2 separate regions of the Homo sapiens genome follow, and region 2 is linked to region 1. A link is a loop called in an ENCODE intact Hi-C map of the cell type or tissue named here. Cell type or tissue: ovary. All regions are shown on one strand.

Region 1 (2,500 bases):
ATACAGACAGAAAGTGGATTAGTGATTATGAGGGGCTGGGGGAAGGTGAGAATGGGAAAAGACTGCTAAGGAGTACACGGCTTCTTTTGGGAGTGATAAAAGTGTTTTAGAATAGTTAGTTGATGGTCATACAACTTTGTGAATATATTAAAAACCAATGGGCCAGGCGTAGTGGCTCACACCAGTAATCCCAACACTTTGGGAGGCCAAGGCAGGAGGACTGCTTGAGCTCAGGAATTTGAGAACAGCCTGGGCAACATGACAAAACCCTGACTCTACAAAAAATACAAAAAACAAATTAGCCACTGTAGTGGTGCACATCTGTAGTCCCAGCTACTGAGGAGGCTGAAGTGGATCACCTGAGCCTGGGGAGGTTGAGGCTGCAGTGAACCGTGACTGTGCCACTCTTAACTCCAGGTTAGGTGACAGTGAGATCCTATCTCAAAAAAAAAAAAAAAAAAAAGAAGGCTGGACCCGGTGGCTCACGCCTGTAATCCCAGCACTTTGGGAGGCCGAGGAGGGCAGATCGCCTGAGGTCGGGAGTTTGAGACTGGCCTGGACAACATGGTGAAACCCCATCTCTACTAAAAATACAAAAAAACTAGCCGGGCGTGGTGGCAGGCACCTGTAATCCCAGCTACTCGGGGGGCTGAAGCAGGAGAATTGCTTGAACCCAGGAGGCGGAGGTTGCAGTGAGCCAAGACTGTGCCACTCCACTCCAGCCTGAGCGACGACAGAGCGAGACTCTGTCTCAAAAAAAAAAAAAAAAAAAAAGACTATATGGGAAAAGTTCCTTGTACTATTCTTACAACTTTCCAGTAAGTTTGAAATTATATCACAATAAAAAGTAACTGGGTTGGGTGCAGTGGCGCATGCCTGTAATCCCAGCACTCTGGGAGGCCGACGCAGGCAGACTGCTTGAGCTCAGGAGGTTCAGGACCACCAGCCTGGGCAACATGGCAAAGCCCATCTCTACAAAAAATACAAAAATTAGCCAGACATGGTGGCATGCACCTATAGTCCCAGCTATACTTAGGAGGCCGAGGTGGGAGGATGGCTTGAGCTCTGGAGGTGGAGGTTGCAGTAAGCCAAGATCGTGCCACTACACTCAAGCCTGAGTGACAGAGACACTGTCTTTAATTAATTATTAATTAAATTAAAAATTTTAAATTAAAAAATTTTTTAATTAAAAAAATGTTTAATTAAATAAATAAATACATAAATAATAACCAAAAAAAAAGAGAATGTATCCACTACTGTCCCTTTTGGGATTTGCTCCTTTGTCATAATGATAACTACAGGTTCATTTATCTAAGTTTAATACCATATTGAGATAATTTTTCCAAGACTGAGCTCATATCTAATCATATAAAGGATAAAGAATATTCTTTCTAGCATTTAATCAATATACGACATATCCTGATCACTCACAAATTAGTCAATATGAGGATAAATCAGGAAAAAATAAGGATTATATTTCAAAAACATATACTCAAAGTAAACATCCCATGTTATTTTGGGTTCAATGGCTTCAGGGAGAACATCAGTTGACTGAGTCTGGCAGCCTCTCCATCATAGATGCTTTTTAATATTTTGTCCAGATCAAGTCCTTTGATTTGCTAATAATTATTATAATAAAACAATTACATAAAATTTGTATTAAAAGTTTTTCTCATCCAAAACAATCTATAGATTCAATACAATCCCTATTGAATCTCAATGGCACTTTTTGCAGAAATTAAAAAAAAAAAAACCCATCCTAAAATTAATATGGGATCTCAAAAGACCCAGAATAGTCAAAATAATCTTAAAAAAGAAGAACAGGTTAGGCATGGTGCCTCACACTTGTAATCCCAGCATTTTAGGAGGCCAAGGTGGGAGGATCACTTGAGGCCAGGAGTTTGAGACCAGCCTGGACAACATAGTAAGACCTCATCTCTATAAAAAATTAAAATTAAAAAAAAGAACAAATTTGAAAGACTAATGCTTCCTAATTTCAACTTACTATAAAGCTACAGTAATCAAAAGAGGATGGTGGCAAAGAGACAGACATATAGACCAATGGAATAGATCAGAGAGTCAAGAAAGTAAACCCACTTATATATGGTCAATTGATTTTTGACAAGGATGCCAAGGCCATTCAATGGGAAAATAATGGTCTTTAACAAATGGTGCTAAAAAACTGGATATCCACAAGCAAAAGCATGAAATTGGACCTTACCTTATACCATATACAAAAATTAACTTGGCGATTCCTCAAGGATCTAGAACTAGAAATACCATTTGACCCAGCCATCCCATTACTGGGTATATACCCAAAGGATTATAAATCATGCTGCTATAAAGACACACGCACACGTACGTTTACTGCGGCACTATTCACAATAGCAAAGACTTGGAACCAACCCAAACATCCATCAATGATAGACTGGATTAAGAAAATGTACCACATGCACACCATGGAATGCTATGCAGCCATAAGAAAGGATGAGTTTGTATC
Region 2 (2,500 bases), 1.5 Mb before region 1:
TTGCTGTCTTCACCCCATCTGTGTTGTCCTCTGTTCACATATCCATCTCTGCCTTTGAACTACAAGCTCCATTAAATCAGAGATTGAATTGTATGAGTCTGTGTCTCTGGTGCCCAACACAGGACCTAGCATATAGAAGAACTTAATAAATGAATGTTTACTGTTGGAAGGAACTGGTGAAACAATGTAGAAGACCCAGGATTCCCTCTGGCCTGAGTCCCACCATCCCCTCTGGGTCATTTACCACAAATAGAGAGCCTAGGCCAGTCACGTCCCGGGGACTGAGGATACAGCAGCGAATGAGATAGGCTGGGCTCCTGGCCTCATGGAGTGAATTGTCCAGGGGGTGATGGACGGGAAACATAACAAAACTGATGATACGTTTCAATTAGGAAGGTTGCTAGGAAGGAGAAGCTGGGCTGCTATGAGAGCATAGAGCAGAGGAACTATATTTTGGGCAGAAATGAATCGGGAAGAATTTCCTGGACAATGTTACAAGTAAATTGAGGCCCAAAGAAAGGGCAGGCTGGGTTGAAGCAGAAGGTGGAAAAGAGCCATCTAGGCAGAGGGAACAGCAGATGCAAAGGTCCTGAGGCAGATAGGAACTAGGTTGCTCAGTGGAAGTCAAGGTTATTGTGGCTGGAACCCAGTGATGGAAGGGGTCAGTGACCTCTCCAAGGCTGCAGAGCTAGGAGCACGGGTTGTAAGAGCCGTGTAGGCTATGATGAGAATTTGAATTTTTATCCCTGATTATAATAGCTAACATTTATTAAATTGTATGTATATGTGCACTGTGTTAAGTATTTTGCATGGTTTCTCATTTTCTTTTCACAGCCTCCCTGGGAGACTGGTACTATTATTCCCATTTTACAGATGATGAAATGCTGGCTCAGGGAGGTAAATTTCTTCAAGGTCACATAGTTGACGGTGGCAGAGTTGATTTGAACCCAGGTATCAGGATCCAACGCCTGCCCCTTTAGGCCCCGCGTGGCCCAGCTTAAGAGCTAAGTGCGGACTTGGATCCGCAGTACACGTTCCTCAAGGCCTAGGTTCCTCTTTCGCCGCCTCCCTTCCCCCGGATTGGGGAAGGCAGGTGCAGGTTTGCCCTGACCAGAGGAGCGCCCCAGCGGCAGGCTCAACTGCCTGCGGAGACGGCCCCAGAATCGCCCGGGGTCAGGCCGCACCCACGTGATGGCCCCGAGGCTGAGCTGCGGAGCACCGCCGCAGTGCAGTGGGCGCGGGCGTGTGCGCGCTCCTGCTGCTGCCGCGGCTGTGAAATCTGGAGGGAACCGACCCCAGACGGTGGCCCGGGGCCTGGGAGGGAGGGCGCCCCTCCGCGCTCGGCAGGGGGCTCTCTCTCCCCACGATCCCGGGGCCGAGCCCGCAGCTCCACTGCCTGCATCACGTTCCCTCCAGCCTTGAGGGGGAAAGCAGCGTTCATTTCTGATTAAAAATGACTATTTTTAATGGGCATCATTCTTTATTTCTTGCTGTCCTCTCCCAGGGCTAGAAAGAGGCGGAAAGCGACACTGAGAATCCATTCCAAACGAGCAGCCAAGAGGAGACGCGGCAGCTCCCAGATGTTGATGTTTTGTTTTTTGACATAAATCTTTGCACTCATATGGGAGTTTTCATTGATTCATGTTCCCATCTGCTGAATTTCCTTTTATTTATTTAATATGGCTTTGGGGGGATATCTTGCTCCGAGGCTCTGGAGGAACAATAACTGTGGCAGCCGTTGCACCCCACCCCCAAATCCCAAAAACCTTGGCTGCCGGGGGAGGGAAATTTAGTGGCATCCTGCGCTCATGCCCTCATCTTGGAGGCAAGCGCTCTAGGCATGCGTTTACGTGGCTGTTCTACTTGGGGCCTGCCCAAGGCTGTAAACCCAAGAAAGAAACAGCATAAGAGAGTCGGGGATCATTCTCTGTTCCTCATCCTTCCTGCCCACCCACAGCACCGTGTTTCCTTCATGCTAAAACACACTTACTCTCCTTTTAACAACTTGGAAATCAGGAAACATTTAACAGCGGATGTATTAAGTGTGTTAAACGTATATCCTTCTCCCCCCACTCATTCTGCACACTCCCATCCCACTAGTGATTCTTAGCAATAAAGAACTCCAGCTCTGGAGTCAGACTGCCTGGGCTTGAATCCTGACTCTGCTTTCTCTAATGAATTCTTGAGCAAGATAACTTCTCTGAGCCTGGGATTCGTCATCTGTAAAATGAGGATAATAACTATCTCTTTCTCAGATATACGTACATTTTACCGATGAGGAAACTGAGGCTGAGAGTAATTAAGAGATTTGCCCAACTAGAGCAGAGCTAGGAAACACCTCCTAGGTCTTTCTGATCCTCACCCTATCCCACCACCTCTCCTATGCCCACAGCCCCCTATGTATCTCACATCCAGTCCACCCTTCTCTGCATGTACTACATGGGACTGTCCTTGCAGGACAGGATATGGCTGGACATCTAAGACTCTATAAGTTGGTTCT

Evidence for each region. Peaks named below come from ENCODE experiments on the same cell type or tissue, not always from the same donor. Only the 100,000 strongest peaks of a DNase experiment are listed, where the experiment ranks them.
Region 2: a loop joins it to region 1, with 18 times the contacts of the local background. A loop is called at or near these places in 1 of 110 quality-filtered maps.

The regions. Positions count from the first base shown.
Region 1 is chr5:140,416,108-140,418,607 of GRCh38, reverse strand. The region is part of intron 1 of ANKHD1-EIF4EBP3 (ANKHD1-EIF4EBP3 readthrough); the gene reads right to left. The region is part of intron 1 of ANKHD1 (ankyrin repeat and KH domain containing 1); the gene reads right to left. Among named protein-coding and RNA genes, the nearest start is that of ANKHD1-EIF4EBP3, 16 kb to the right of the region's middle. In ovary, no CTCF peak of the experiment used is centred here; no DNase peak of the experiment used is centred here.
Region 2 is chr5:141,913,104-141,915,603 of GRCh38, reverse strand. No RefSeq gene overlaps it. Among named protein-coding and RNA genes, the nearest start is that of DELE1, 9.5 kb to the left of the region's middle. RefSeq lists a silencer at 1,300-1,439 and an enhancer at 1,349-1,886. In ovary, no CTCF peak of the experiment used is centred here; a DNase peak (open chromatin) is centred at 1,183; H3K4me3 peaks cover 500 bases.